Regions from separate parts of the Mus musculus genome. Here regions 1 and 2 are each linked to region 3. Evidence: chromatin loops called from intact Hi-C (ENCODE). Cell type or tissue: heart. All regions are shown on one strand. Links, peaks and the distances in the headings refer to the core of each region. The heading gives the core; the rest is flanking DNA. Region 1 overlaps Col4a4 (collagen, type IV, alpha 4). Region 2 has its middle 19 kb from the start of Tm4sf20. Region 3 has its middle 16 kb from the start of Krtap28-13.

What was found. A loop is a pair of places that touch in the nucleus more often than their neighbours do. Peaks named below come from ENCODE experiments on the same cell type or tissue, not always from the same donor. Only the 100,000 strongest peaks of a DNase experiment are listed, where the experiment ranks them.
Region 1: it touches region 3 in a loop (3-fold over the local background); 4 of 42 quality-filtered maps call a loop at or near these places.
Region 2: a loop joins it to region 3, with 8 times the contacts of the local background. A loop is called at or near these places in 22 of 42 quality-filtered maps.

Annotation. Positions count from the first base shown.
Region 1 is chr1:82,549,551-82,560,361 of GRCm38, forward strand. All of the region lies in intron 4 of Col4a4 (collagen, type IV, alpha 4), which reads right to left. Among named protein-coding and RNA genes, the nearest start is that of Col4a4, 32 kb to the right of the region's middle. In heart, for the core only: a CTCF peak has its summit at 4,991 (motif pointing right); no DNase peak of the experiment used is centred there; H3K4me3 peaks cover 622 bases; H3K27me3 peaks cover 525 bases.
Region 2 is chr1:82,782,398-82,793,208 of GRCm38, forward strand. No RefSeq gene overlaps it. Among named protein-coding and RNA genes, the nearest start is that of Tm4sf20, 19 kb to the left of the region's middle. In heart, for the core only: a CTCF peak has its summit at 5,127 (motif pointing right); a DNase peak (open chromatin) is centred at 5,214; H3K27me3 peaks cover 391 bases.
Region 3 is chr1:83,071,422-83,082,232 of GRCm38, forward strand. No RefSeq gene overlaps it. Among named protein-coding and RNA genes, the nearest start is that of Krtap28-13, 16 kb to the left of the region's middle. In heart, for the core only: a CTCF peak has its summit at 4,916 (motif pointing left); no DNase peak of the experiment used is centred there; H3K4me3 peaks cover 398 bases; H3K27ac peaks cover 433 bases.

The DNA.
Region 1 (10,811 bases), core at 1,413-9,412, 520 kb before region 3:
ACTATTACTCTGATACCTAAACCACAGAAAGATCCAACAAAAATAGAGAACTTCAGACCAATTTCTCTTATGAATATCGATGCAAAAATCCTCAATAAAATTCTCGCTAACCGAATCCAAGAACACATTAAAGCAATCATCCATCCTGACCAAGTAGGTTTTATTCCAGGGATGCAGGGATGGTTTAATATACGAAAATCCATCAATGTAATCCATTATATAAACAAACTCAAAGACAAAAACCACATGATCATCTCGTTAGATGCAGAAAAAGCATTTGACAAGATCCAACACCCATTCATGATAAAAGTTTTGGAAAGATCAGGAATTCAAGGCCCATACCTAAACATGATAAAAGCAATCTACAGCAAACCAGTAGCCAACATCAAAGTAAATGGAGAGAAGCTGGAAGCAATCCCACTAAAATCAGGGACTAGACAAGGCTGCCCACTTTCTCCCTACCTTTTCAACATAGTACTTGAAGTATTAGCCAGAGCAATTCGACAACAAAAGGAGATCAAGGGGATACAAATTGGAAAAGAGGAAGTCAAAATATCACTTTTTGCAGATGATATGATAGTATATATAAGTGACCCTAAAAATTCTACCAGAGAACTCCTAAACATGATAAACAGCTTCGGTGAAGTAGCTGGATATAAAATAAACTCAAACAAGTCAATGGCCTTTCTCTATACAAAGAATAAACAGGCTGAGAAAGAAATTAGGGAAACAACACCCTTCTCAATAGTCACAAATAATATAAAATATCTTGGCGTGACTCTAACTAAGGAGGTGAAAGATCTGTATGATAAAAACTTCAAATCTCTGAAGAAAGAAATTAAAGAAGATCTCAGAAGATGGAAAGATCTCCCATGCTCATGGATTGGCAGGATCAACATTGTAAAAATGGCTATCTTGCCAAAAGCAATCTACAGATTCAATGCAATCCCCATCAAAATTCCAACTCAATTCTTCAACGAATTGGAAGGAGCAATTTGCAAATTTGTCTGGAATAACAAAAAACCTAGGATAGCAAAAAGTCTTCTCAAGGATAAAAGAACTTCTGGCGGAATCACCATGCCAGACCTAAAGCTTTACTACAGAGCAATTGTGATAAAAACTGCATGGTACTGGTATAGAGACAGACAAGTAGACCAATGGAATAGAATTGAAGATCCAGAAATGAACCCACACACCTATGGTCACTTGATCTTCGACAAGGGAGCTAAAACCATCCAGTGGAAGAAAGACAGCATTTTCAACAATTGGTGCTGGCACAACTGGTTGTTATCGTGTAGAAGAATGCGAATCGATCCATACTTATCTCCTTGTACTAAGGTCAAATCTAAGTGGATCAAGGAACTTCACATAAAACCAGAGACACTGAAACTTATAGAGGAGAAAGTGGGGAAAAGCCTTGAAGATATGGGCACAGGGGAAAAATTCCTGAACAGAACAGCAATGGCTTGTGCTGTAAGATCGAGAATCGACAAATGGGACCTAATGAAACTCCAAAGTTTCTGCAAGGCAAAAGACACCGTCAATAAGACAAAAAGACCACCAACAGATTGGAAAGGATCTTTACCTATCCTAAATCAGATAGGGGACTAATATCCAACATATATAAAGAACTCAAGAAGGTGGACTTCAGAAAATCAAATAACCCCATTAAAAAATGGGGCTCAGAACTGAACAAAGAATTCTCACCTGAGGAATACCGAATGGCAGAGAAGCACTTGAAAAAATGTTCAACATCCTTAATCATCAGGGAAATGCAAATCAAAACAACCCTGAGATTCCACCTCACACCAGTCAGAATGGCTAAGATCAAAAATTCAGGTGACAGCAGATGCTGGCGAGGATGTGGAGAAAGAGGAACACTCCTCCATTGTTGGTGGGAGTGCAGGCTTGTACAACCACTCTGGAAATCAGTCTGGCGGTTCCTCAGAAAACTGGACATAGTACTACCGGAGGATCCAGCAATACCTCTCCTGGGCATATATCCAGAAGATGCCCCAACAGGTAAGAAGGACACATGCTCCACTATGTTCATAGCAGCCTTATTTATAATAGCCAGAAGCTGGAAAGAACCTAGATGCCCCTCAACAGAGGAATGGATACAGAAAATGTGGTACATCTACACAATGGAGTACTACTCAGCTATTAAAAAGAATGAATTTATGAAATTCCTAGCCAAATGGATGGACCTGGAGGGCATCATCCTGAGTGAGGTAACACATTCACAAAGAAACTCACACAATATGTATTCACTGATAAGTGGATATTAGCCCCAAACCTAGGATACCCAAGATATAAGATATAATTTGCTAAACACATGAAACTCAAGGAGAATGAAGACTGAAGTGTGGACACTATGCCCCTCCTTAGATTTGGGAACAAAACACCCATGGAAGGAGTTACAGAGACGGAGTTTGGAGCTGAGATGAAAGGATGGACCATGTAGAGACTGCCATAGCCAGGGATCCACCCCATAATCAGCATCCAAACGCTGACACCATTGCATACACTAGCAAGATTTTATTGAAAGGACGCAGATGTAGCTGTCTCTTGTGAGACTATGCCGGGGCCCAGCAAACACAGAAGTGGATGCTCACAGTCAGCTAATGGATGGATCATAGGGCTCCCAATGGAGGTGCTAGAGAAAGTAGCCAAGGAGCTAAAGGGATCTGCAACCCTATAGGTGGAACAACATTATGAGCTAACCAGTACCCCGGAGCTCTTGACTCTAGCTGCATATATATCAAAAGATGGCCTAGTCGGCCATCACTGGAAAGAGAGGCCCATTGGACTTGCAAACTTTATATGCCCCAGTACAGGGGAATACCAGGGCCAAAAAGGGGGAGTGGGTGGGCAGGGGAGTGGGGGTGGGTGGATATGGGGGACTTTTGGTATAGCATTGGAAATGTAAATGAGTTAAATACCTAATAAAAAATGGAAAAAAAAAAAGAAAATGTAAACGAGGAAAATACCTAATAAAAAATTAAAAAAAATAAAACAATCCATCTAAAAAAAGAGAGAGAGAGAGAGACTGTCAACCAAGGCCAGAACAAAGAGCCTTGGTAAGTTAGGACAGTGTGTGTGTGTGTGTGTGTGTCCAATTTTCTACTATGACCTTTTTGTGGTTTTTCTTGGCAAAACATCTAGTTAATGTAAAAACAAAACAAAACACAAATGAAGTAACAAAGAAAACGTTTTCAGTACCCGTTGGGTTGTGAGACCATGGCATTAGCTATCAAACTATCACAGGAAGGAGAAAAGGCTTAAACAAACTTAATCTTGGCGATATATCAACCACCCTCCATCCCTACCTCATGGAACATAGCCAGTAACACTGAAAGTTGTGCAACTTTGTCCCCACACTGAGAGATGAGAAAATTGCCTCAAGATCATGACTTACTCAAGCCCACATCCTTGCTGCCTTGAATCCTTACCTGGATGGTCAGCCTCTCTCCAAACCCCTCTGCCTCCCACTACTCTACTGGCATAGTGTAGGGCCTCACTGACTCCTATGTTGTCTGCAGTGAGATTTCTGGCTTTTCTCTCCCTCCTCCTCATTTACTTCATCATCATCAGCAGCAGCAGCAGCAGCAGCAGTTTTTGGACACAGAGTCTCACTCTGCAGCCTAGGCTGGCTCTAACTGTATGCACATTTGCCGTACTTCTAGCTCAGAGCCATTCACTGCCAAGCCCCAAGACAGTCACATCATTTGTTGCACAGGTTATCCAAGTGTCAGTCTCCCTCACTCCCTTGACCTCAGTTTTCTCCCCAACAGATCTGTTAGCTCCCTCCAGCCTGCCCTTCCCTTGGGTCATATGCCTTACCTCTGATGGCATATTGTGCCCCCACCCGGACCCCAACCCACCAGTCCCCTATGATCCATGTATTCATGTGCCATTCTCATTTGTATGCCAGAAATGACAATAGTCTTTCTTCATCTGTCACTCAAACCCTACCATCCTCCCATCAAAAATGTGTTGATGGCAGTGGCATCAGCTATTGGATGGAACACAGGGCCCCCAATGGAGGAGCTAGAGAAAGTATCCAAGGAGCTGAAGGGATCTGCAACCCTATAGGAGGAACCACAATATGAACTAACCAGTACTCCCAGATCTCATGTCTCTAGCTGCATATGTAGCAGAAGATGGCCTAGTCGGCCATCATTGGGAAGAGAGGCCCCTTGGTCTTGCAAATTTTATATGCTTCAGTACAGGGGAACACCAGGGCCAAGAAGTGGGAGTGGGTGGGTAGGAGAGTCGGGGGGAGGGTATAGGAAACTTTTGGGACAGCATTTGAAATGTAAAATAAGAAAATACCTGATAAAAATTAGAATAGTAAAAAAAAAAATAATAACCAAGCCACATGTTCTAGGCTCTTCCTCTGCTCTAAGCTCAATACGGTGTTCTGCTTTCTTCTCATGGGCTCTTTACAAAAATAGGAAGTAGAAAGCCACCTTTGCATGCTTCTTCATTCTCCGAGGAGGACTTAGCCTCAGAAAGATGAAGCAATGTGCTTGAGGCAACACAGACAGGACCTGGGGATGTAGAAGTCTGAACTCAGACCTTCCCATCTCAAGGTGTCTGCTTCATTTTCCATTCCAGACCTCACCAACCCCATTTCCCTCAAACCATCATTCTTACCTGAAAATAACAGCCAAAGCAATTCACTACCTTCATTTCATTGATGTTTTGTGCTTATTACTTAAAATCTGGTTAAGATAATACCCTTTAGAATGTCTTTGAGACTAAAGATTCATTCCCAGTTACCTTGGTCACTGTCTCACAATATACAAATTTTTAGTGTGTTCCCATGCTTCATAAATACTTCTGAAAATAAAATGTACAAATGAATGTTGTGTCCAAGACACCTCCCCCTTTGCTGCGTCTATTTATTCTAATGTTATCATTCCTTTTAAATTCCCTCTTCTTTTTAATGCTGAGATGTAATTCAGAGAAGACGCCACTAGGTGGCACTGCAATATCACAAACACCCTCACCCTGGGCCCGGTGGGAAGCTGGAGTCCCCTGGGTACAGAGAACCTTCAGAACCCCCCCCCCCCAACCCCCATCCCCATATTGTTGAGGGAGGGAGGAGTCTGGACATCAGGAAGTGTTTTAAAACCAAAGAATGAAGAGGCAGTGAACAGTCCAAGGATCTTGGAGTGCAGTAGTAAAGAATGTTTTCTTGCACCCTAAGATAACCTTGCCGGCTAACAACAAGCGTGCGGATGCACTTATCAGTCTGCCTTGGAAGCACTAGGGATTTTAGCTATGCTCTCAAGAAGCAGTATGCCTGTACAAGGAGAAAACCCTGCACAGAGAACCAAAGGGAAAAGCTTAGCCGTTTGGAAAACAAGGTCACCTCTTCGACCAGTCCCTAATGAATGGTTCTCCCATGTGTGTTGGGAACAGCCTGACGTGATCCATGTGCTGTGGAGACCTAGGACACCAGGTAGGGCTCTGTGCATGCTGCTCCTGTGATTTCCCCCTTCTTCCCTGGCCTTCTGCCTCACCCTAGCCTCTGTGTTTTTCTCCCTGCTGTGTCTTAGCTCCTCTTACGCCTGTGGGAGTGACCCTGGAGCTCTGGAGGAATGCCTTGACCCCTTCTTATCTGCTCTTGATGGCGGAGACTGTATTTCCATGGAGCCCACTGTAACCACAGTTAAACAGTTCCCTTAGCCCCTCCCCAGCCAAGACCACTCCTTCTCAACACCTCCTACATATGCAGGGGACTTCACGCTATACAAGTCCAAAGCTAGACCCATGTTATTCCCTCAAATGTGGTTCTTGAAATACTTGCTGTCAATCTACACTATGTACACCTTCATTTGGGGGATAGCATCACCCTGAGCACTCGCCCAACAGCTCCCATGAGCCTCCCTCTGCAGTCGAGCTAGCCATAGGAATTTCTGAGCCTACCCACCCACCTCCGTGACCACTCCTTGTTAAGACTCTGTGACTTCCCACCTGGCTAGTGTAGTAGCCTGTTAGCAGGCTTTCCTAATAACACGCTATCTTCCCTGACTATTGTATCCACTGACCCTATCCCCACTGTACTTATAAGATGGTTGGAGATGAGATGCTATTAGGATGGTATCCTGGGTTCAGCTATCATAGGTTGCCCAAGGGCAGTTCTCCCATGTCTGCCGCCGTATGTCAGGATGAGATTTGACACCACAGAGAATAAGCAATGTGAAGGAAGCTGGGATAATGCATCTAGAACCAGGGGAAGAACGATGGAGGTTGGAGCAGATTTTCCAGCTGCATCCTGGCAGGGCCAACCCCTTGCCTTTGAACAGCTGGTCTCAAGTGTTTGTGGAAGCATGCACTTCTGTTGCCACAAGCCACCAAGCATGTGCTAATTTGTCACAGAAGCTGTTGGTGTTAATGTGACTCTTCCTCTATGCTGGGGCTGGCTGCCCTCCAACTCCAGCAGGTCCAAATTCAAGAGCATATCCAATGTGTCTGCCACCCATGTGCTTCTATGCGAGGCCAGGCCAGGGCACCAACTTACCCACCAGGGAGACACAAGGGTCTTTGCTGTATCCTCTTTCCCATAAGACACCCTCAAGCACCCAGAAACAGTGGCTGAAGGGTGATTCTCATTGATTTCTTCTTATCCCATGGTCTTGCCCTTTGCCTGACAAGTATTTGATAGTTATTTGTCCAACAAATGGGAAGGGATTGCTATTCATTGTAGTTAAGACAGCACGACAAAGTGACCGAAATTTTTGAACTCCATGTAGGGAGACCTGAAGCCCTACTAGAAATCACTGCACCAAAGGAGACGATGGATGTAAACAGAAACGTGGAACCCACCGTCAAACACACTACACCTGAGTCCTGGAAGAAGTCCTGTTATATTAGAACATGTACACTTGGTATGATGGGAAACACATGACAGACTGTAGAGTGCTAGAGGCAACTATTCTGTTTCCTTCATCCATATACACAAATGCTAGATGCCAAGGAGATTTGGTGGCATACGAAATTGATGCTAGTTACCTTCAGCGATTCTTCAGATAGATGCCATCTACATTGAAGCAGCCACACTGTAGGTAGACCAGAGAGCTCTGCTAACCACAGACTCCCAAAACCCTTCTCAGAGATACTCAACCCCAAGACACAGCAAATTCCAACCTGGAAATGTGTCCCTTTTGTTTCTGCATGTGTTTTGGTGTTCAAAAACCATGTTACCATTTCTAAAATAAACACTTGAGCAACCTAAGCCTACATTGTAGCCTGCAGCCTGGCAGCCTGGAATCCACCTGAAAACACATGACAGTGCAGCACCAGTTTCAAAAAGATTCTGAATGCCCCTGCTTTTGCAGGACAAAGGCGTGAGATCCATGAATGAACCTCATGTTTATTGATGAGAATGGTCCCAGCCATCTGACCTCAGGTTACCTGATACCCTAAAAGCACATGCATCCATCGTATATATCACTGATCAGAGAATTTTCTAGTAATAAGCCATTGAGTCCTTAGAGGAACAGGATGTAACAGGACAAGAAAGCAGCTCCAAAGCCAAGGAACAGATGACAGACTGGCTTTATCCACCTTCAGCTGCTGGTGGGTGGTGTTTCGATGAAAGAGAACATTATTGACTACTGAGAATTTGGAGACATAAAAGTACGACATGGAACCATTTGCCAGGCTGAAGCTAGTGTCCTAAATGCAGCTGTGTGATGATAAGGAGTGAGAGTTAGAACTGTGCGTGCAAGTAAGTTAAGGGCATGAGAAAGAGAAATACTAAGAATAATTAAAATTACCCAAGTAAAATCTCCTTTTTAATCACAGGAGGCAGGCTGATAAATGTATAAGGGGTGGGTGAGCAAGAGCACAAGACTGGACTTGACTGAGCATAATTCAGTGATTTACAATCCCAAAGGAAAGAGAGGCTCACTAATATTGGACCTGGGTTTTAAACCAAAAACTTGAAGACAGGATGAGTTTAAAGCTGTTTGCCTCCTGTGCAGAAAACCAAGTCACAAAGATATGGTGGTTTCATGGCTGTTTCATTGTTTCAGATGATAAAATGTATTCCCATATGTTTAAATAAGCTACAGAAAGAAGATTAAATTAGTAATATTATCCCTCTATGGACTAGACAGAGGCATGGGACAGGGGAGGCTCCCAGGAGTGTATGGGGACCCTAGCTGAGACTTCTTCCTCTTCATGTAGCCAGGTGGGACTCCCAGTGGAGGGAGTGGGACATCAACCCACCCATAAAACCTCCAACCCAAAATTTGTCCTGCCTAAAAGGTATGCAAGGATAAAGATGGAGTAGAGATTGAGGAAAGGCCAACTAATGACTGGTGCAACTTGAGAACCATCCCATAGGAGAGAGCCAACCCCTAACACTATTAATGATATTCCGCTTGCAGACAGGAGCATAGCATAACTGTCTCCTGAAGGGCTTTATCTAGCAGCTGATGGAAACAGATGCAGAGACCTACAGCCAAATATCAGATGGAGCTTAGAGAGTCTTGTGGAAGAATGGGGGACAGGTTTGAGGGAACAGGAGGAGTCATGGGCACTACAAGAAAGTCTACAGAGTCAACTAAGCCGGGCCTATGGGGGCTCACAGAGATTGAACCACCAACCAAAAAGCATGCAGGGGCTAGACCTCAGACTCCTACATATTTGTAGCAGATGTACAGCTCGGTCTTCATGTGGGCTCTCTAATAGCAGGAATCGGGCTCTGTGACTCTGTTCCCTACCATTGGATCCCATAGCCCAAGCTGGACAGCCTGGTTGGACCTCAGTAGGAGAGGATACAGTCAGTCCTGCTGCAACTTGGTGCCCCAAGGTAGGATGGTACCCAAGTGGGAGCTTCCCCTTCTCTAAGGATAAGGGGGAGGAGTAATGGGGGAGGGTTTGTGAGGGTGGAACTGGGAGCAAAGGAGGTGGGACTGGGATAGGGATATAAAATGAATAAAATAAATTAATGAAAAGAATTCTCTGACCCCCCAGTCAGTAACCAAAACTCACAAAAGGTCCAATTTGGTTCATAAGAACATGACTTCTTCATCTTACACACAGACCCACTTACTACATGGAGTTGCTTCCCTGGAGACTGACAGAGACTAAGGAAAATTCCTGCTCAATGCTATCTCATTCATCTCCTCACAGAGAGATTAACAGCAAGTGTAGAGAGGAGATGGAGAAGAATCATAGATCATGTAGTGGAGCAACTCAGTAGCTATATAGTCACACCTCACATCCTGGAGCCAAGGGACACCCACACCCTGGGGAATGGGCTTAATCCTCTAGACAAACCTTTCTCTCCTAGGCTGAGCTTGAGTCTGCAAGCCAGCCATCAAGGGGACACTCCCATCTCCTGCCCCGACCCCAACACCACTGACCTGGAAAGTTCCTAGAGCCACAGTGGTCAGAGTTGACTTGCTCTGATGATGCACATCTCTGGCCACACTTGAAGGTCACAGGGATTTGAGCTATGAGAGCTTACTCACTTCCTAGCAGTGCCAGTGTGATATAGGAAGTCTGGGGCAGAGGAGAGACTGCTAACTGTGTTTCTCTCTCTTGGAAACAGTCTCCTTATGGATCCACAGTGGCTACAAAAAAAAGGCTTCTGCATCCTCTCTAGGCTAGATTCTGGATTTTAATCTGTTGGTTGATGCATGCAGACTACCTACTCACTCAACTCAGTACGATAAAGTACACCTATTTCAAAGGGGAAACCAATGGGCAACAACTCATTCCTCTAAGGCATGGACTGTGAATCAAGGGGCCGTTTACATGACCCGTCACAAGTATATGCTTATCTGATGAGGGAATTTAGGCACAGCCTTACTCAAACTGATGGAAAGATGATGCTGAATCACTGAGAGTACACGTCCCCGCTTTCACCTCATGTAGCTCCAGACTCACAGCTATTAACAAGAAGCTAGGTTTGCTTGTCAAGAATTGCTTTAGCCTCCCACTCGGGTGGATAGTGCTTGTCCTGAAGCCATAGTTATGAGGTGAAAGTCTAAGTGCTTGGTACAAGTTGTTGACCAAGGATGGGGAAGAGTTCATTATGCCACCACTGCTCCTCTGTAAGGAACTCGTGGCAAGGGATGGTTGCTGGGGAGGTGTCACTTTCTTCTGTGCTATATTCACAGATGATGTGACATTGCCTTAGTAGCAGCCTTCCACACATGCTCATACAAGCAACCCTAAATAAATGCAATGAGTAAAGAGTCACACATGTCACACACACACAAATGGGGTAGGGGGAGGAGAGAGAGAGAGAGAGGGAGGGGGGACGGGGAGGGGAGAAGGAGGAGGAGGAGGAGGAGGAGGAGAAGGAGAAAGAAGGAGAAGGAGAAGGAGAAGAAGAAGGAGGAGGAGGAGGAGGAGAAGAAGAAGAAGAAGGAGGAGGAGGAGGAGGAGGAGAAGGAGGAGGAGGAGGAGGAGGAGGAGGAGGAGGAGGAAGAGGAAGAGGAAAGAAGAGGAAAGAAGAAAGAAGAAAGATCAAAGTAGGAAAGAGACTTGCTAAGAAGAAGAAAGTTTTCAGTTAGGGGTGTGAGGAGTGACAAGTGGTCATGGTGATTTAAAATGACCACAATTCATTTTGTATCATCAAGTAATAAAAAGGCCCAACTTCCTTTTTAGGGATACCAGCTTTTTCCTAAATGGGCTGAGTAGCCTCAGGGAGACACCTCTAGCCCCTGGAATTCAGTGTCAGCTCATTATTATTTTTCAGCAGTCCACCTGGAGCTGCCTCTGTAGTGAGAGCTTGTCCAGATGCTAAGGACTGAGAGCCTATATCTCTATCTCCTCCCAGC
Region 2 (10,811 bases), core at 1,197-9,196, 290 kb before region 3:
CTGCTCCTGTGGTGTGTGCTTGGGGGTGCGTTCCTACTTGGGTGTGGCTGAGAATACGTCGATGAGATTATAAATACCCTTTATAAGGAACATTGAACGGACTTCCAACTGGTGATCAATTCTGGGGAATTTCCAAGATGGTATTTATAGCTTTTGCTAATGCCCTGGGCTCCAGTCCATTCTGAAGTATTCCAGGAGGGACTCCCCCCCACCCTCCCAATTTCCATCAGCCACTGCAACCTCCCCTACTCTTTTCCTTGGAATCCTGTCTTACTCTGCACTTCCTTCCTCTCCAGATCTACAGTGATGAGGTAACTCTCTTGCAGGTGGGGCAGTCAGCTACAGTTCTCGATCTAATCAACTCCTACAAACCCTTCATTTCCCAACAAGGTCCCAGCACTTGAAGGGGAAAGACCTTCCTGGCCTGGAGTTTGAGAGGAACTGAATTAGCAAAAAGAGAAGTCTTTTTGTACAGACAGGTGTGTTTCTTATCAGTGACACTTTCTAAAGGTTTATTATTTTTTATTTTATGAGTGTGAGTGTTTTGTTGGTGGGCATGCTGCCTGCATGCCTGATGACTGAGGAGGTCAGAAGTGGGTGCTGGATCCCCTGGAACTTGAGTTACAGATAGCTGTGTGTGACCACATGAACCCAGGTCCTCTGTAAGAGCAGCAAGTGCTCTGAACTGCTGAGCCATTCCTCCAGCCCAGCTTTTGGTGGTGTTTTCTGTTGTTTTGAGATGGGGTCCTGTTGTCCTAGAAATCCTCTATGTAGCCCACACTGCCATCAAAATCACAATAATCCTCCTGCCTCAGCCATCCAAATGCTGGGATAACAGGCTTCCTCCACCATACCCAAATACAAGTCATTCTATTTATTTATTTGTTTGTTTGTTTGTTTGTTTGTTTAAAGAGACATGGTTCTGTATATCCTAGGCTGGCTTGGAAAAGATTCTGTAGCCAAGAGTGACTTGAACTTCCAGCCAATACCTTCCAAGAGCTGGGATTACAGGCTTATGCCATAGTGAAGGGCTGCTTTTACGTGCTGCTAGGAACTGAACCCAGGTTCCCATGCTTGTGCAGCAAGCACTCTACCAATCGAGCAGCATCCCATCCCTAAAACTCATCATTTGAAATGCCAATTCTGTTCTACAAAGATGCCTCAATCAGTACACATAAACCCTTTTTGTACCTTTCTGTCTCACGCCACCCATCAATCTCCTTTTCCTCCTTTGCTGGTCTGTCTAGGTGAAAACTAAGTTGATGTTGTTGCTGTTAATTCCTAAGCTCTCTGTTTGAAAGAACACTGTGGTCCTCCTGTAAGCATCCACTCAAAGGCTCCTTAAGACGGTTCTTGAGACTAAATGGTCCTTCAGTTGAATAGTTTCCACTGTTTTTGGAAGATACTTATGCTGGGGGTTGGGGGGAACAGAGAGAGGGGGAAGAAGAGAGAGAGGAGGAGGGGGAGGGAGGAGGAGGAGAGGGAGGGAGAGGGATCGAGGGGAGAAGGCCAGCCTGGCTGTATATTTGATTGCATTACATTGGGTCAAGGAAGGTGTTCTTGAAAACACAACTGAGAGCTACACAAGACCTAGCAGATGCAAATGTAGGCACACAAGAGCATTTTGGTCAAAGGCAAGAACAAACTCTGAGATGCTGAGGAAGAAAGGAGTAAATTACAAGGGGAAAAAAGGGAAGGATGGCTACTAAGACTTATGAAGTTCCAACATTGTAGTAACTCTATCTGGGATGGACAGGCATTCTCTGTCAGGACCAAGAGATGAAAGGGTTAATAATGGAGATGGAGACCCTGCCCCCCCCCCCGAAGAGGCTCCTAGAGTGGACAGAGATGCTGCTGCTGAAGAGTACATTCAGGTGCAACTGCAGAGTTGCATGGAGTCAACGGACTTGGTGGATGTTGATTTATTTATTAAACATTCATTTTATCTATGGTGTATGTATATGTGTGCCTGTGGATGTGGGTCCTGTAGGATGCTGAGCATCTTCCTCAATCACTCTCCACCTTATTTGTTTTCTGAGAACAATCCTTTCACTGAACCTGAGCTTCACCAATTCAGCTAAAGTAACTGGCTCCAGATATCTGTCTCTGGTTCTCTAGTACTTGGGATTATAGCTGTGTCCAGCTTTCATTTGGGTGTTAAAGATTTGAACTCAAATCCTCACAATTACGCAGCAGTCCATTTACCATCTCCCCAGCCCCTGGGTATATGCTGAGGAAGGACTTACTGGCTGATTAGATTAGAGAGGTCATGAGGAGAGTGACAGTCAGGAAGTACTCCAGACTCTGGTCTGAGTGCACAGGTGATAGAGAACCTTTGGCTGCTAGGATTGTTTGTGGCAAAGCAAGATGGTGACGTCAGAGTCTACGGCTTCAATTGGAGATACTTGTGAGCACGCCCATGGAGATGCCCGTAGGCCATTAGGAAGATGGATCCAGAGCTCAGGAAAGGGTCTAGGTGAGGACCCCTCACACAAACGAGCTTGACAGGGAGGACAAATGTAGAACTATCCCGCTGGTACTAAGTAAACAGAATATGAGGACAGGGTATAAAAGAGAGGAGGCAGTGACTGTAGCCAACCAGGGTGCCCTGAGCCTTTGGGTTTGTAGTGAGATGGATTTGCTGTGACTGACCCAGGTCACAGTGGGCTGAACAGCAGACATAAGTGCGTGAGATGGGAAGAGAACTTTTTCTACCAAGAGTCCCTGCCATGCTAAGACAGAGCATGGAACCACTGAACGGGATCACAAAGAGACACTCAGGAATTGACCTGGAAGGTCTCCAAGCTGGAGATGAGTTTGAAACTAATCTCTGACAATGGAAAGCAAGCAAACTTAGCTCCTCCAATCTTTACCTTTGGCCTCACCTTAAGAGAAAACCAGAAAAAAAAATAAAAATAAAAAGGTAGCCAAATCATTTATCACTATGCAAATCACAACTCTGCGTAATGCTTTCGCAAGCCAGACTTATTTCCTGATGTTGTATCTTGTGTTCTTTGATCTGGGGACCAGGAAAAGCAAACAGAGAAACTTTTCTAATATAAATGACAGACAGAAAGCATGTTTATGGGGCTGATAACATAGCTCAGTGGGTAAATGTAGCTGCCACCAAACCTGGCAACCTGAGTGTGGTCCCCAGACCCCATATGCTGGAAGAAGAGAGCCAACAGCCCAAAGTTGTTCTCTGAACTCCACATGCATACACACAAAATAAAAAATCATGTAATTCTGAAAAAAAACTAAAGAGAGCATGGTTATGGGCTGGAGCCATAGCCACTTGGTAAACAGCCAAGCATGCCTGATGCCCAAGTTCCACGCCCAGCACTACGTAAACTGGGTGTGGCGGTGCAGGCCTGTAATTCCAGCACTCAGGCAGTGGGGGCAGGGAGATCAGAGGCCCAGAGTCATCTTTGGCTGCACAGCAATTTTGAGATCGGCCTGGGCTACAAGAGACCCCGTCTCAAACAAAACAAAGCCAGGCTAGCGAGAGCCCCTCATCTTGTGATTGTGAACATGGTCTGTAAATTTGCTGACCTGTCTCTGTGTGTTTGAGGCAAGAAACTGGACCCCATCATGTCAAGGTTCACACAAGAACACAAGGCAGAGAAAGCGTTGATGTCATTAAGGGAAAATGCCACTGATGGGATAAAAAGATTGAAAAGTAATCCTACACAAGATTCAAAAACCATAATTAGGGCATCGGTGCCTTTATTTACGAAGCTGTGCTTCCCAGCTGCTTGGAAAGGCTGTCCAGGTTGTACACCACACACTTACAGGAGCACAAAAAGTTCTATCAGTGTGGGGGCCTCCTGATGGCCGTTCCCTACGGGGGCAGAACACCTGGCTGAGACACAGATGTGAAAAACATCCAAGGAGGATAGCCCTCCCTGCCAAGCAAAGTGCATCTTTTCCACCCCTTATTTGTTCTCCCTAGCCTCATATGATGCATAGTTGAATGCTCAGTTGTGGTGTTAGAAGGCCGTGTGAAAGTAATTTTGACTCTGGTTTCTGTACTTTAAGAAGTGAAGCATACAGGCTTGGGCCATCTGATTCATCAAAGCCACATCTGGGTCACTAACTATGATGTACGCAAACTTAGAGCACAGCTTACATCTTCCTCAAAGCAAGCTGAAGAGAGAGAAAAAAAGAAAGAAAGGAAGAGAGAGAGAAGAGAGAAGGGAGAGAGAGAGAAGAGAGAGAGATGATTGGTAGGTAGGTAGGTAGGTAGATAGATAGATAGATAGATAGATAGATAGATAGATAGATAGATAGATAGATAGATAGAGGCAGAGGCAGAACACTTGCTACCTAACATAGGTATAGGTTCAGGCTTGAGCTTGCCAAAGGGACAGCCCATGTCTGAGTGATACTAGATAGAAAAAAATAAGTGGTCTTTATTGAAGATGTTTGTGGAGCAGGAGGCAGCCATTTGAATGTCCCCAGTACCACCTTCCAAAGCTTTCAGAAAATGAGGATGAAATTAGCAGCTCAGTTCAGAAGCCCAGCACTTTCTAGGAGCTCCCCTAAGGCTTTCTGATACTCTGGTGTTTGGATACAGACCTCAGACCCTGATCCCCATGGTGGTTTTCTTTCATCTGGAGAACAGAGTATTCATTCTAGTCTTGGGTCCCATTGTGGTCAGCACCTACTTTTTGGAATCAGTCTCTATCAACTAACTTCACTAACCCTGAACTGAGAAACTGGCATGTGAGTGTGTATGTGCACTCCACACACACATTCTCATTCTCTCTCTCCCTTCCACCCTCTCCTCTCTCCCACCCTCTCCTCTCCTCTCCCCCTTCCAGTTCCCCTCCCCCTCCCCCTCCCTCTCCCTCTTCCATTTCTTTCTCTGCTTCTGAGGCTTACAGGCTTAGGACTATGAAAAACTTCAGAATGAAACCAAAAAGAGACAAGAAAAGATAAGGATTCATTCCAAACTGTAGATGGACCCTCCAATTTGTCGTTTTAGCTCTTGGGAACCTGAGGCGGGAGGATTACCATTATGGCAACTGTGGGACTTTCTCTATAAAGCAAAGCAATCCTATTGATTCTCACTGAACTTGAGCCTGCAGGAAAGTATCCTGTGAACTGTGTTATAGACACAAGAGGGCAGTGTGTGCTAACCAGTCACCACTGTGGCTCAGGCTTTTCACTCTTCCTGGAATGTCTGGCTGCTCTCCCAGACCTAACAGGAATTGATAAAGAGCTTTTGGGACAGGCGTGGTTAGCCCCCTAGTCTAGTCACTGAGGCACAGTGTGAAGTCAGCATGTAGAGACGGCTTGCCAGGAATGGGGAGGAATGTGGACACTCAGATCCAGCCCAGGAGTCATCACTGAGATTGCCCTGTGCCAAGGTGTTCTAAAAGGTAGCTTTTGAGCCACAGAGAATCTGATGCCATTTGATCTTGGACTCTAAAACCTCCATTTAAAGAAAGTTGATCATTCACTGGAGGGGAATTGGTTTCTTGTTTGGTTGGATGGATTGGCTTTTGTGTTTTTTGAAAAGTTTCCTGTAGACCAGGCTAGTCTTGAACTCACTATGTTAACCAGGCTGTCCTTGAACTTCTGACATTCCATCCTCTACCACTGGAAGGGAAGTATCACAGACTGCCCTGACCACTAGAGAGGACCTGACCATGCACGTGTTGTGTGCTAGGCCAGGGCACAGAATGTAGTCCCATGCAAAGTCAAAGGCTGAGCCCCTCCTGGGGTGTAAATCCACAACCTCCGGCACATTTCCTTGCCCTCTCCCTTTCTGTGTGAGCCTTCCCAGACAGCAGGAACCATCATCTATTCTTACTTAGAGAGGAAATGTGAATCATATGGTCGGCTCTCTAATCATGGCTGCCAGCCATGTTTCTTCTCAAAGGTACCATCTGCTTTCCGTTTATCTGACTATCGAGTGGGGAGTCGTGGTTCCAACACCCCCATCGAGGGTGTGTAGCTGAAGAGAGGGCTGTGCAGGCCATCTGATACCTCTAACTTGGCCTCGTCTCACTCACTGATTTGGGGTTCCCAGCAAACAATGCACAGCCCTGCCCATTGGAGCCCTCCTCAGTCTCTTCAGCCAGAAGCAAGCTCTGGCTCCTTTTAATCCCCCAACCCATCTCCCAGTTGCAGGAACCACAAATGGCCTAAGTACTGGACCATATCACTGTGTTTTATTTCACTCTCAGATTTTCAATATTCTAGTACTATTTTTTTAATGGAAATTCAAGAAAGAACAGAAACAACTGTTTAGCAAGCAAGCCTCACCACACACATGTATACACACACACACACACACACACACACACACACACACACACATACACACACACACCACATGCATGAATGCACACACACACTATGAGATGGTGACACATATGTGCCCATCTCATAAAAGGACACTTTCTTTTGGTTGTAAATATATCACTAACATTGGTGAATATCAATGTTTAATGAGCATCTCCAGAGGAGTTCAAGGTCCTTATATCCTGGAAACAAAGAACTGGACAAAGATACATGAATTGTTGGCAGCCGAGAGCATTGTTTTCTGAATCAGGCTTATATTCATAGACTGCTGTCAGCTTTGGTCAAAGCAACTTCTTTCTGCAATGAGCAGCAGTAACTGTAGAGTAGTGGCTGTCAACCTGTGGGTCAGGATCCCTTTGGGATGGGACGACCCTTCCACAGGGGTTGCCTATCAGGACTTTACAGTACGATTCAGAACAGTAGCAAAATTATAATTCTCAAGTAGCAAAGAAATACTTTCATGATTGGGAGTCACGACAGGAAGACTGTGTTAAAGGGTTGCAGCACTAGGAAGGTTGAGAGCTACTGCTACAGAGCCTTATGATCTTAGTTAGGGTTTCTCCTGCTGACATAAAAACACCATGACTAAAGGCAGCTCGGGAAGGAAAAGGTTTGCTTTGCTTACACGGTCATATCACAGTTCATTACTGAAGAAAGAAAGTCAGGGCAGGAACTCAAGGCAGGAACTGAAGCAGAAACCACAAAGGAGTTGCTTATTGGCTTGCTCCTCATGAATTGCTCGGCCTGCTGTTTTTATACAACTGAGGGCTACCTGCCGGAGGGTGGCGCCATCTACACTGAGGTGAATCCTCCTACATGCTCCATCAGTGATGAAAATGCCCCACCGACTTGCCTATAAGGCAATCTTATAGCGGGATAGTCTCAACTGAGACAATATTCTCACATATGTCTGGGTTTGTGTCAAACTGACAAACAAAACAAAACAAAAACAAAAACAAAAACAAGCCAACCAGCACACTTACTGTTGATAAAGATAATGAGCGTGGGTGATAATTAAATGCCTCCAGGTTCCTTGAGGGCAATTAAATCCCACCCTGTGCTGGTGGTGTACAGTCACTCCAGAGTGTCTTGACGTGACCCATAGCTTGAATGAACTCCTCCAAGGTTCGGGGGACATGATGAAAACAAGGGAGAAAACAATTTAAATGCCAGAGGAGGGGGTGGGATGTTGGGGACCCTGTCCTCTAAGTACAATCTGTCTGTTCTGATCTTGAATTCATAGTAAGTATGAATACCTGAACAAGATTGGCAGAAGACTGGACCAATCAACCTCCCATCCTGAGGCAGCGGGGAAGAGTGCTCATGAGGACCCTCCCCTCCCTGAGGATCTATAGGCAGTTGACAGTTGCTGGGGGAGGAAAAGACTTTTTCCTGGATGGTGTAGCCCCTGCTACGGTGACGTTGCTCCTACTGCAAGCAATCCTATTGAAACTGGTTGGGTCAGACACACATAAAGGCAAGGCATCAAAGTAAAAGGAGAGATAGTTGGAAGAGGAAAGATGAATGGGAGGAAGGAAAGAAACAGAAACGGGGCTGAGTATGATCGAACCACACTGTGCATGTGTATGGAAATATGAAACCCATTATTATGTACAATTAATATATGCTAATAGATATGTTAAAACACAATGAATTGTGTGAAAAGCCTAGAAGGACAGAAACTAGTATTAAACATGAGTTAAGAGCACATAAAAAATGTGCTGTTTCAAGGGAGGAGTAGGCTAGAGCAAAGAGTGTATTAGCTCAATGGTCCCACGGAACACAGGACAGGGCATTTGTGGGGCACAGCTGGGGCGTTTGTACGTTGGGTGTGTGTTGCTTTGCTGCTTTGCTTTGCTTTGTTTGAGACAGGGTCTCTCGTAGCCTAGGTAGGCTTTGAGCTTACTATTAGCAGAGGATATCCTTGAACTCCTGATCCTCCTGCCTCCATCTCGAGCTATGCATTTAAGCTGTGTGTCACATTTCTGCACTCTGGGGTGACTGTGCACTGGCACCAGAGGTAGGATGTAGTCCCTCTCCTGGAACCTGAAGGCATTTTACAGTCTTCCTGTTTGTCAACTTTCTTTTTCATTATGTTGATTTTTGTGAAACTTTCCTCATTCTTCCCATTACCCTGCCTCAACACCAGTCTCTCTCTCCTGAGCCTTGCCCTGCAGAGTATCTGATTGTCCTCTTAAGTCGGTATGGCTGGTTCTAGTTGAGGCAGATGCCTAACAGGCAGGCACAGTAAGCTCTCAACCACTGAGGTGGCCACATGTCTCAGTCCTCAGTACCCATCCTGACTCACTCTGGTAATCTCTACTGCCTCGTTCTGCCCTGCCTCGGCCATGTGTCAGCTCATTGATGCACAAGGGACCCAAAGTGCATCAGGAAAATGAACCCAGGCATTGCCATATTCTTCGGAGTAAGTGAACTTTCGACTGTTGTGTCAGCTGATTCCAAAGAAATGAGAAAAGGCCCTACCGCACACAGGATGGGGATGGAAGCTGGATGTGACGACTAGTCCTTGCTTGGGATCGTCGGAAAGCTGACAGTGAGGAAGACAGCTCTCTCAGCGTGCTTTGCATAATTGCTCCGTCTCAGTTTCTGCGAACAGTCCAAATCCTGTCAGACATGCATCTCTTCGCCTGTCAGCGCCCAGCCCCTTGCCAGGATTTCTCATTCTACCCATCAAGCATAATTTCCAGACTCCCTCTTCCCTGTCAGGAAGAGTTTAATTCTTCATTTTCTTCAGGCCTTCAAAGAATTTCTTACTTTAGAGGGAAGGGAGGGTAGTTATAATAGAAAAAAAAGTAAAGATTTCGGATTTATTTGGGGGACCTCGGGCTTCACACATTATTTGTAAGCATCCCTATCCCGGAACCTACCCTCTATTCTCTTTTTATCACTGATTTTTAAAAAATAGATATTTCCTTTTTAAAAAGATTTATTTTATGTAGACGAGTACACTGTAGCTGTCTTCAGACACACCAGAAGAGAGCATCAGACCTCATTACAGATGGTTGTGAGCCACCATGTGATTGCTGGGATTTGAACTCAGGACTGCTCTGGAAGAACAGTCGGTGCTCTCAACCCCTGAGCCATCCCTCCAGCCCTTACTCATTTATTTTGAGAAGAGGTCTCACTTACTCACCCAGACTGGCCTCACTACCAAATAAGCAGGCCTTAAACTTGTCATCCTCTTGTCCTGGCCTCCTCAGTAGCTGTGGTTACAGACCTCAAACACTAAAATCATTCTTCATGTATCCTATGAGTAGCTGTTCTGGTTGTTTGGGTTTTGGGTTTTGGGGTTTTTTGTCCTTGTGCACTTATGTGTGATGGTGGTGGTGGTGATGGTGTGTATGTGTGATATATGTAGGTATGTATGTGTACAGGTATATGTGTATGTGGCTGTATGTTCACCTATGTACCAGTATATGTGCCTGAGCTTGCATGTACTAAGACCAGTGGAAAATTTTGAGTGTCCTATTCTATTACATTCTATCTTACTCCCTTGATGCAGGGTCTCTCACTGAGCCTGGGGCTAGGTCACGTGACTAGTAAGCCCATGGGTCCTCGCATCTTCCGCCCACCTTCTCCACAGTGCAGGATTACAGCAGGCAGCTACGTTCAGCTTTTCTCATAGGTTCTGGGGACTCGAACTTAGGTCTTCATACTTGTGCTGCAAGTGCTCTCAGTTGCTGAGTCATCTCCTCAGGCTTCTATACACTGCTCTCAGCTGCTGAGTCATCTCCTCAGCCTTCTATACACTTCTAATGTCCCTTATTTGTGAGTAGATCACACACTTCCTACAAATGTCAAAGACTTCAAACTGAGCTGGAGTGATGGCTCAGTGGTTAAGGTCCAGTACCGCTTCTCCAAAGGACCTGGGTTTGGTTCCCAGCATCACTGCCTGTAACTCCAGCTCCAGGGGATCTAATGGCATCTTCTGGCCTCTGCGAACCCCCAAACACATATATCATACACTCACATTCATACAAACACATACATAAAAATCCACCAGGGTGGAAAGGTGGCTCAGTGGTTAAGTTTACACTGTTCTTTCAGAGGACCTGAGTTCAGTTCCCAGCACCTACATGAGGCAGCTCACAACTGCCTGTAAACTTGTTTTCGCATAGGTTTAAATGTACAGTGAAGATGCTCTGTTGTCCCTTTTCATCAGTCACCTGATTTCTACCAAAGGTGTCAACCATGCATAGCTAGGTCTCAAGTCCTTTTTAAAGATTGTCTCTAAATAAGTTAGGGAACAATGTTAAGTGAGCGTTCCACCCTCGAACTCAACAGTCAGCTCAGACTGGCCTTGAACTCACAATTCTCCCAGTGCCAGGATTACAGAGATGTCTGCGTCTTTGAGACCATCTTCCTGTTTAAATCCAAATGAATTCTTAAAAGCAATATATCAAATATACATCAGTTTGTACGAAGTGTATTAGCTTGTTAGGCCCAACGAAAGGAAAGCCCTGGTTCTGTAGGGATTT
Region 3 (10,811 bases), core at 1,368-9,367:
AAGAAGCATAGAGTCGAGTTTTTATATATTCAAGCACCAAGTGGGAGTGCATTTCTTTCTCTGCTGATTTTCATAGCTGTGTGTGTCCTGTGTTCTAACCCTTTAACCCTTCCCTTCCTGCATGTGTCCTTCGTGATCTCAAATCCTTTGTGAAAACAGGGCATAATCTCCAGAAGAAAGCAAACAGATTCTAAGTTAAAATTGTCTACGCTTCAGCCAAATAAGAAGAAAAAAAAAATGGCCATGTCTTGGCTTGAACTTTCCAGAATTCAACTTATTTGGTTTCACTTACCTGTAACAGTTTACTTCCTGTTGGAAAAGGCCCCTTGGCTGATTTATCAAATGCCCTCATCCTCTGTCATTATTTCAACCCAACATCTGCCTATAATATTTTGAGGCATGGTTAAAATGGATTCACAGATCCTCAAAATAGAAGATTATGGATAATGATAAAAAGAGGTAGGAAAGGTTAGAGGTAAAGTTGGGGTACTTTGCCTGTACCCCAGTGCATGGACAGCCTTCTCTGGTCCTCAGAGATAGCTCTTGTCCACACTTGGTGGCAATTCAGAAATATTGTGTTTTAAATGATCTATATCAATCCTTCTTCAGTATAATAATGTTTATAGCATGTTTAAGAGTTAGTTTCCTTCTTTGTCCCTCCTTGCCATCCTGTAATAAACAAAGGCATTTTCTGTCTAAATCAAGTCGAAGCATGGATTGGCCGACTCTCTTGGAGACACATCTCAGCTTCTTGTTTGGAGATCTCATCAAAGATTTAAGCATCTCTTCGTCATTCTGGATCCTGGGCTGTGTTCAACATTCAGGTCAGAACTTCATACACTTATTTGTATAAATATGTACTGATGATTTGGGGGGGCAGGGTGGGAAAATATGCATTTAGGTGATTGTGAAGACACTGTTGAGTGTTCTCGCACAAACTAACATGACTATGACGCCACAAGACAAAGTAAACACGTGAGACCGCCATTGTGATATTGGTCCATTGCTGGCAGTAACATTGTACTTGGTATGTGGGCAAATTCAGCTGCATGGACAGAAAAGTAATCCCTTTTTAGGACAATGTCGAATTTGTGTGTGTGTGTGTGTATGTGTGTGTAAAACCCACTCCTTAATACTCTGTCTTTTCTTGTTATTCCTTTATTCTTATATTTGCCCTTGGCAGAGCATCTCATTTGTATGTGTGTGGAATAAAGGGGCAGATCCATCACAAAGTGAAAATACAACATTTACATATGTTTTTTCTTCTTTATTTTCATAACAGACAGAAATAACATTTCTGGTGGCTCTATTGCAATTTAGTGGTGTGTGTGTGTGTGAGTGTGTGTGTGTGTGTGTGTGTGTGTGTGTGTGAGTATGTGTGTGTGTGTGTAAGTCAGAGGTCAACTTTGTGGAGTTGGCGCTCTCTTTCTGAGGATCCAACATGGGACTTGGGACTCCAGGCTCCCACATCAAGCTCCTTCATCCACTGAGTCACTTATCCACTGGTTGATACAGGGTCTCACTCTTGAAACTTGGCTGAACAGAGACCTGCTATGTAGACCAGGCTGGCTTTCAATTCACATAGAATCCTGCCTGCTTTTGCTTCCTGGTGCTGAGATGAAAGGCATACACCACTACACCAGAATTAATTTTTATCTTAAAAAAGAAAACACCATTAAATATATATAATATATAACATATATATTATAATATGTAATATATAATATACAATATATACTATAATATATAATATGTAATATATAATACATTATACATTATATAATTTTTAATAATATATGATACATGATCTATGATATAACACATAATACATAATATATAATACATATAACAAAACTGTATACTTTGCAACTATGCTATTAGCATGAACAATGCTCAGTGCGAATGAGTTTTCTTTGGACTTTCCCTGGCTAAGAACCCCACTGCAACAGCACTGCTTGACATGTATGGGTTTCAGAACTTGAGCTTTATGGGTGAAGACAATGACTAAACCCCACAGATAGCTCTAGGCTGGAAGGAATACTGCTGTCTTTACACTTGTGAGTGAAGGGGCTGTGCATCTACATGACACAGTTCCCCAAGGGCCAGCTGTCTAGAGTCCAAGAAAGATGTTTCATGTGGTGAGCCCAAAGCAACTGGTGAGCAAGATAAAGGTGGGCTCTGCATCCTTGCTGTTGCTGCTCCACGTGGTTCTTTAGTTCCCTGGAAGTTCACTGAGATTTCACTGAGACACAAATGTTTTCTTTCTTTGTGAAAACTCACTTCCTGGCTGTGTAGCTCAGAGGTAGGGTAGCATGCATGGGGGTTCTGTGTTAAACCCTCAGTACTATGAAAACCCAAGCAGAAGCCACTTATTAGAAGCCATAAATACATTTAGGGCAACTTCCCTGGTAGATTTTCACTTACTATTTTCCTCCTAGCTGGAAATTGCTTCCCTCTGAAGGAATGTCAGCCGTGGAGACTAGTTATCGCTGGAGTGTTTTCTATGATGCTCAGTACAAGCTGGTTCAGAGAGTGCACGGAAGAGTGCTCGTTACATCGGCAATAATCCTGAAAAACACGGTTGACTTGACGTTGCACTAGGTAACTACCCAGCATTTTTGTGCTGTCCCCTTGGCATGTAGCAACAGAACAAAGGGCACTAGATTGAAGAAGAAAATGAGTTTAGTAGCTGGCTATAACATGTCTTTGTGGCCATTTTGTTAGATGCTATTTTTGAAGTGAACAGAAAGATTCCTTGAGATGTAAAGTTTGTAGCTACTACACATTGTCTTAAGATAGTTTAAGACATTTTGTTGAATATGAGCAATTTGTGTCTGCGTGTGAATCTTAAATCACACACTAACAAAGTAACATGGAAGGGTTTTCACTTTTCTTACATCTAGTCTCCTGCATCGTGTTGATCCCAATACAGAAGGAGAATCAAGTTCAAAACTGTGCATGTGGGTTCGGTGATTTACACAAGATGTGTCATACATTATGTACATAAAATGTATAGATAAGCATTCTTTCCCTTTTGCGATAGCTTTTAAGATTACCTGCCAGATCTCTGCATGGAAAACTAAAAGAAGTCAAGCAAAGCAAACCATATGTATGAGAAGAGTAGGGAAGGGTCAAATCAGGCACAAGAGGGAGAGAGTCCAGGAGGAGCAAGCTCGACGTTTGGGTATGGGAGAGGGAAGGAATCTGGTCATGTCCTGCTGGGAAGAGACTCTGGAGAGACCAAAGGATGGGGCTGGGCTCTAGCATACATCTGTTTGGTTCCTATCATTTGCTTCTTACACAGGCCATAAGACATTGTAGTGTTTTCTAGAACAACACTGGCTTGTGATGGAGACAAACCACTTAGCAAAGGATATATACGCATCTGTTTATCTATCACACTGCTTACAATAGTTTTGCATTGTAAAAATAGACTCTATCTGCAGTTGCTGGCAATGTAGTCAACCAGTACCCTGGATTTATGTATGGCCTCAGCAAGTTCCTGTATAAATACAAGTGAACTACTATGCATGCTTGTTAGTCAACTAATATGTTGCGTTCTGAGTAGATAAGTCAGGTTGGTCCTGCTTTACGTTAAAAGGTGTTCCCGTAAATTGGCATAGGAATTGCTTTATAATCTGTAGCCATTCCACCCTAAGCACAGCCTGTCTTTTCTGACCTCAAAAACTGAACACGGGAGGATGGAAGAAAGGCCACAGGGACTTTTGTTTTGCATTTTGAGATGGGGTTTGCTCTGCAGTCCAAGCTGGCCTTGAACCCTTGCCTCTGCCTGCTGACTATGAGAATTCTTCTACTGCTCAACATCCCAGGCTTTTAGCCTCTCATTCCTTTCTATTCCTGGCTTGTACAATGATTGAATAGAATGGGAAAAAGACTAATTTTCACAAAACCAAAAGTTATCTTTTATTTGGGAAACTATCAAGAAGCAGTTGAATGAAATTCCTTTCATAAAGTCAGATGTCAGCGCCAACAACTATGAGACAGCACATGACTTATTTTGCCAAGAATAAAATTCATTGTTGTTAAGTATTGCCATACATTGTACAATAAATTCTACTAACGTGTCCTATACAAGGTGTGATGAACAAAGGGAGAAGAGGTGGTTGGAGGGTGTTGGGGGACTTAGGAGGGAGAGGGAAATAGTCAAGTGTCATTCAGGACATGAACGCTGAAGAGAAGGTAGGGCTTTGCCTATCAGAGAAAGAGAGAGGCGCCTTCTAGCCAGAAGCCACATCTAAGCGCCACCACAGTGAGAGAAGGCACAGAGGGTGCGAATTTGGGCAGGATTCACAGTGAGGATGTCCCAAAATTATGACCCCCATGACCGTCAGGAACTTTGGTAAAGTAGACAAGAGTGTTCATTCACTCTTTAACCGAAGGTCAACAGGGCTTTGAAGCAGGGTGAGGTGTCATCCCTGAGCTGAGACCTTAACCCGAGGAAGAGAAATAAGAAGACACAGGCTTTAAACAGAGTTGACAAAGGGAGTTTTACAAATAGCTAGGAAACTGCTCAGAGATTCTAATAAATATGCAGCCGTAGGGATGGTACTAAGAGACTCCCGTGAAGTGCAATGGATTTTCTGCTATTCATATTTAAACATGAAAGGTTAATCACAGTCGGCTAGAGGAGGCTGACATTAAACACAGACTTAAATAACAACACGTCCCTCAAACTGAGCTTTCATTGTGGCGATTTCGGAGCTCGTTTATATTGCCTCAAATAATCCACACACAAATCTCGTGGAACAGATTTTGTTATCTATACTTTACAGAGAAGGAAAACAAGGCACACAGAGGCAAGAGGGAAGTTAATGAGGGGCTCATTTAACTAGTTGTTTGCAGTGCCCTTTTGAATAGAGCACTGAAAAGCAGCCCCGTGCTGCCACCTAATGGTTAGAAGTGGTAAGTACAGTAAGGGAGGAGACATCACAGTGAATAGACAGTCAGTGGCTCTCTGGAAGAGGCTGAATTGGAATAGAAATTAAGGTGATTGTTTTGGAAGATGAGCAGAGGGAGCAGCTTGTGCGAAGGCACAAAGATTACAGTTTTTGAGCCACATGTAGAGCTGAGGTAATGGGCCGCGTGGGCGACCTCGTAGGGGCTGGTAGGTACTGTATGCTGAGATCATGGGAAATCAATGAAGACATTTGATCATGTAGAGAAATTTGAATTTTACATAATTTCCCTGGTGGGTGCCAGGAAAATGGACATAGGGGCACGCTATTCACTGGGGAAGCAGGTGGTGGGGAGTGACCTACAACAGGTTTGGAGACCCCTCATTCTGCAAGACACAGCCGTTAGCCCAGCCTGGGAAACCTCTGCATCTGTACACATCCTTACATCTCACCGTGACCTTTGGGGGATAGTCAACCAGTGTCGGCTAGTCGGTAGTACCAAATGACTATCAAACATAGATTCCTAGTGTCCCATAACTTAAAAAAAAAGTATATATAAGAAAGACTTCTAGACAGATAAAATTGCCTATTACAAACCCTAGCAACAAAAGCTTGCATATCTTCTAGTACATTTCTTTTGCTTTGGAGCACAAACAATGGCTGATTAAAAAAAAATAGCACTTTCAACATCACACCAGCTTTAGTTGGAAAAACAACAGAGCCCAGCTGAGATGGCTAAAACCTTAAGAAATTGGTATTCTCTAAAGACTGATAGTGCGCTTTCTTTCTAGGCACTAAGACTATTTATGAAATGTGATACGGAGCCAGACTGTGTGGGCAAAGCAGTTTGACCTCACGTTTCCTTGAAGTAAGTGTTGTGGTTTTACAGGGCTCCTTGAATCAGTTTCTCCACTGGATTCGAAACATGACAGCGTGTGATGAAACTGGGGGTGGCTTGGGTGCTTTTGAAATATTTTGCAAAAGCAAGAAGAGCAAGTGGAACAAAACACAGACTGTCTGGCTTGTGGTGAAGTGTTATTCCTCTCTGTCAAGAAATACCAGTATTTCCCTCCGCTTCCACTGCTCTCCCTGCTACATGATGCTATTTTTCTTTTCTTTAGATAGAGAGGAGGAACTCTGTAAGCACTTTCAGACCCAATGAAGAAGAAACGGGGAGGGATGGTGTGAGATATCTTCAGTTTCTTGTTTCCTTACATGCCCTTGGCATTTTGAAAGGTTGCTGCTTAGTCCTTCATAGTTAACAATAGGGAGATGTGACAAGAGACCCGGAAGCTGAGCGATGCTCTGGGACCTTTAGACATCGGTCCTGCCTTCCCAGGCTGCTGCAGATGGCCAGCTCTGAAGCCAGGGTCCCAAAGCAAGGATCAGAAGCAGGAATCTGGTCAGGCACAAACCTCCTGACATGTGCAACCTGTGGTTGGCCAAGGATACCTATGAATGTGATCTAATACCAAAATCATACATGTATTTAAAACATTATGAGATTTGTTTTTTGTCTTTTGGGGATTTTTTTGTAATTTTTTTTTTTTGTGACTAGTTTGTGTATTTCTTTAAGGGTAAACTTTGTTAATGGCAATGCCAAAAGCTTGGACATGCTTGCAAGTTCTACATCTTTGGATGACTGAAATATATAGTCTCATCTCGGGATAATCTCTCTGACACCAGGCTCTCAAAAAAAGAGCCCAGAAGCATACACAGCAGAATAGTGTCACTCTGGAACACTACTTGCTTTAGTCTATTTGCACAGATACAACAAAATATGTACCAGCTAGCTTATAGGCAATAGATGTTTATTTCTCACAGTATTCAGTCTAAGACCAAGATACTGGCAGAGCCAGTGCCTTTGAGTTTCATTTCATGTAGTCAATGACTTTTGATTAAGTCCTCATATGTCAGAAAGTACTAGCTCTCTCTCCATGTTATGGGGGCACTAATTCCACTCATGAGGGCAGAGCCCTTGTGACCTATCACCCACCCCCAAAAGGTCCATCCCTTAATTATAGCTCATTGGTAACTAGGTTTTAATAGATGAGGTTTTTTGGCTACAACCATTGGGCCATTGTCTTCCAATCCTGTTGCAGTTCATGGGAGAATCTATACTGCTGAACTGTAGATGTTTTCAAGTTGTTTGTGATTTAAAAGTGCATGTTGGTAAGAGGACACCAAGCTTCCACTAAGGAGAGGGATACATTCAAGAGATCTGTTGAACATCTTGGTGACTACAGTTGGTGGGATGTGGTCATGTACACCTGTGGTATCAGACCTGGGAGTCTGAGGCAGGGGGCTTATGTTACTGAGCTACCCTGAGCTACACATTGACATGATGAGACCATGTTAAAAAAGAAAAAACAAATTCCTGCCTCCTACCCCCAAAAACCTTTCCAATCTAGGCCAAAACAAAACTGTATATATTGTATACTTGAAAACTGCTGAAATCAGGTTTTATGTTCTTATCATAAAAAGATAAAATAAAGGTAACTGTTAAGGAAATGTATATATCTCAATAGCTTGATTTAGCCATTTTACAATGATGTGTATATCAAAACATACTGTGAGCATATCCAATTTTTATTTAACTAAAAAGAAAGCAATTAAAATGATATTAATGAAAGAGTACAGAAAATGACTTGGAAAACTTTTCCAGAATGACTTACTTATTGCCAATAACATTAACATTACATTCTAACTTCATTCATGCGCGTTGAGGCCCAGGAAGCATGCTTAGGGTCTCTAGTGAGGCAGTGTGAGAAAGGTGCTGTGGGAACTGCTAACAGATTGAGAGTCAGGCCTCTGGGGTCAAACTAGAGGTCAGGGGTGTTCATCTATTCCACCTCCAGCACCATAACTACTTTGATAGCTTCTATGAGATAAAATCAATCACATCTACTACCTCTGTTAATCTCCTCTTGATTCTGTGTGAACAATCACAAGTTGGTGACTTAAAATGGGCCTTGTTTGCTCTCTTGAGGTTCCATAAGTCAGAGGCCCTGCACTGGTCTCATGGGGGCAGAAGTCCTGTCAAAGCAGGGTTGGCCCCTCCTACGGGCAGAATCTGTACCCTTGCTTCTTCTAGCCCTTGGAGGCCTTGTCTATCCTCAACTGATAGAACGTCCCAACCTTGGCTTCCATGATCTCCTTTGCAGTGAGCTTTGCAGCTGCCTCCACCTCAGAAAGTCATTAGAGATAAAATTTTAGGGTCCATCCTCACAAACCAAGATAACCCTTAATCAGATCTTCAAAGTTCCTTTTGTCGAGTAAGGTAGCATTCATGGGTCTCAGAGGTTAATAAAACTGGACCTGTCAAGGGGTGATGGAGCGGCTAGTCTCCGGGCAGACTCAACCTCTTGGCAGGACCCCAGTACCAGCAGCCTCCTGATTCATAACCAGGCCGGACCATGTGCAATAGGGCAGAAATCTACCAGCTCCGTGCTGTGCTACTTAAGAAGAAAGAGGAGGTGGGGTTTGCAGAGGCATATGTTTGTTTGTTGGTTGGTTGGTTTGTTTTGGGGGATTTTTTGAGTGAAATTTGTTGTTGTTGTTGGGTTTTTTTTCTAATAAAAGCATTTAGAAAGATTGGAATTGTAATTAAATTGTAATTAAATGTCAGCCCACAGCACCTTTCCCTTTAACATAGGTCTTACTGCTGACTCAGAGGTTTGTGTTTAATCGGGGAAAATCTTACAAGATCAGAACCTATTTGCAAACTGTGTGGCTGACATAACCACCCTAAGAGCCAAGATTAAGTGCTGGGAACTGTTATCTTCTCAAGGCAAAGGTCCCATTGAAGATTCTTGAGGTGGTCAACCTGTTAGCAAATGAAGTATTTGTTTACTAAGCAAAGCTCAATTTCACATAATGATTTTATTGTCTCATTTATCTCACCGTATTATATGATTCTGTTCACTTGTCCTTATGGTAAACACAGCTGTGATGCTATCCCATAATTCCACCCAGCATTATGTTATGGGTGGCTATGGGTATTTTCCTCAGAGTGTCTTCATTTCTAGGATTTTCTTTTAACTGCTCCTAGATCTACCCAGTGTGTTGTCCTTCAGTTGTTTTGCCCAGATGAATGCCTTTGGAGAAGGTGAATTCCAGGCTCTACTGAGCAAGATGGTGGTTGGATTTCAGAGGGCATCTCTTTCCCTCCCAGTGGGAGAATGAACATTCTGGAAAATGTGGTGTGGCACTAAGTCAGGCACAAGTGGATTTTTAAAGTGGTTAATTTTGAAATTTCTTTTGCATGGACCTGAAAAACAGGATATTTGAGTCAAATGTTAACTAGCTGATTTATGTGGGGCTAGACACTTGCTTGCTCATTACATACTGAAAGACTTCCCTAGATCCAGGTCCCCTTTCTTCTGTTGTATGAACTGTGACCTATAAGTTAAGTCTACATAAGTTTGGAGGTCTTTATTGAACCCTCCTTTAGGTACCATACCTTTTGAGATCTTTCAAGAAACGATAATGGCACTCAATACACAGAAAGACTAAAGAATAGAAGATGAAGGGGGCAGGGAGGGAGAAGGGTGGGGAATGCATTTGGAAACGAAGGAGCCATACTCATTTGTTCCTTGCCTCTTCAAGTCGTGTCAAACACACAGTCATCTGCAGTGACCGCTGAACCACCATTCACCTCCCCATGCTGTGTGTGCATCTGGGGCAAAGCTCTGTTTCCTAGGATCCCAACAGTGCTAACTAGCCACCATAAAATTATTTCTTTACTGCTTCGCAATCGTATTTTGCTACTGTTATGAATCGTGATATAAAAATCTGATAAGCAGAATATCTCCTATGCAACCACAGGGGGTTGAGCCCTGTGGGTTGAGGACCGCTGCTGCCTTAGATGCTTGTGAGGTGGACAAACACAGCCACTGCTGCTTCTGATCATGAAACGGAAGCCAGATGCCATGAAGAACTTTACTTCCCTAGAAAAGCAGAGGACCAGACCTTCACTCCAGGATGTCTAATCCTATAGCTAACCCTTACTGCTGACTTTACAGGGCAGGTGGGGACCTGTTATGCCTGCTGTCTTTCTTCCTATGTGTTTGATGGTGTCTGGGACACCTGTCACGGGAGCTTCTAGTACAGCCGTCCATCTCCCCCAACTCTTTCATCACAGTCACATTTTAGTTGCTTTGGAAATACAAAACCCCTTAGAGCTCTCTCTCCATCCTCTGCCTGCCCTTGCTCCTGGTGACTTTCCCTACTTATAATGTTTTGCTTAAAAAATCAGTTGCCTCTCTGAACGTATTTCTGGCACCAGTAACCTGTGTATTCTTTGTAGAATTAATTATCATCGAGTATTCAAAGTCTAGGGGTGGGAGGCTAATGGGGCAGAGGATCTTGAGCTGTAAGATGAATAAAAAGCATAGCATTTCTCTGAACCCAATGATGTGAAAAACCTGTTCATATCATTACAATTAAGTAGTTATTTCCAGGAATGGATAGCCGCTATCTCCAGTTTTTCCTTTGGTGTTCCCTCTTCTTCTGATTGTGAATGTATTTTTTTTAAGTGAAGGATAATTTTATGCTTTTCTCATATTCTAACATTTTATGTTTTATCTAAAGTAAAATCAGCAGTAAGGGTTAGCTATAGGATTAGACATCCTGGAGTGAAGGTCTGGTCCTCTGCTTTTCTAGGGAAGTAAAGTTCTTCATGGCATCTGGCTTCCGTTTCATGATCAGAAGCAGCAGTGGCTGTGTTTGTCCACCTCACAAGCATCTAAGGCAGCAGCGGTCCTCAACCCACAGGTCTCAACCCCCTGTGGTTGCATAGGAGATATTCTGCTTATCAGATTTTTACATCACGATTCATAACAGTAGCAAAATACGATTGCGAAGCAGTAAAGAAATAATTTTATGGTGGCTAGT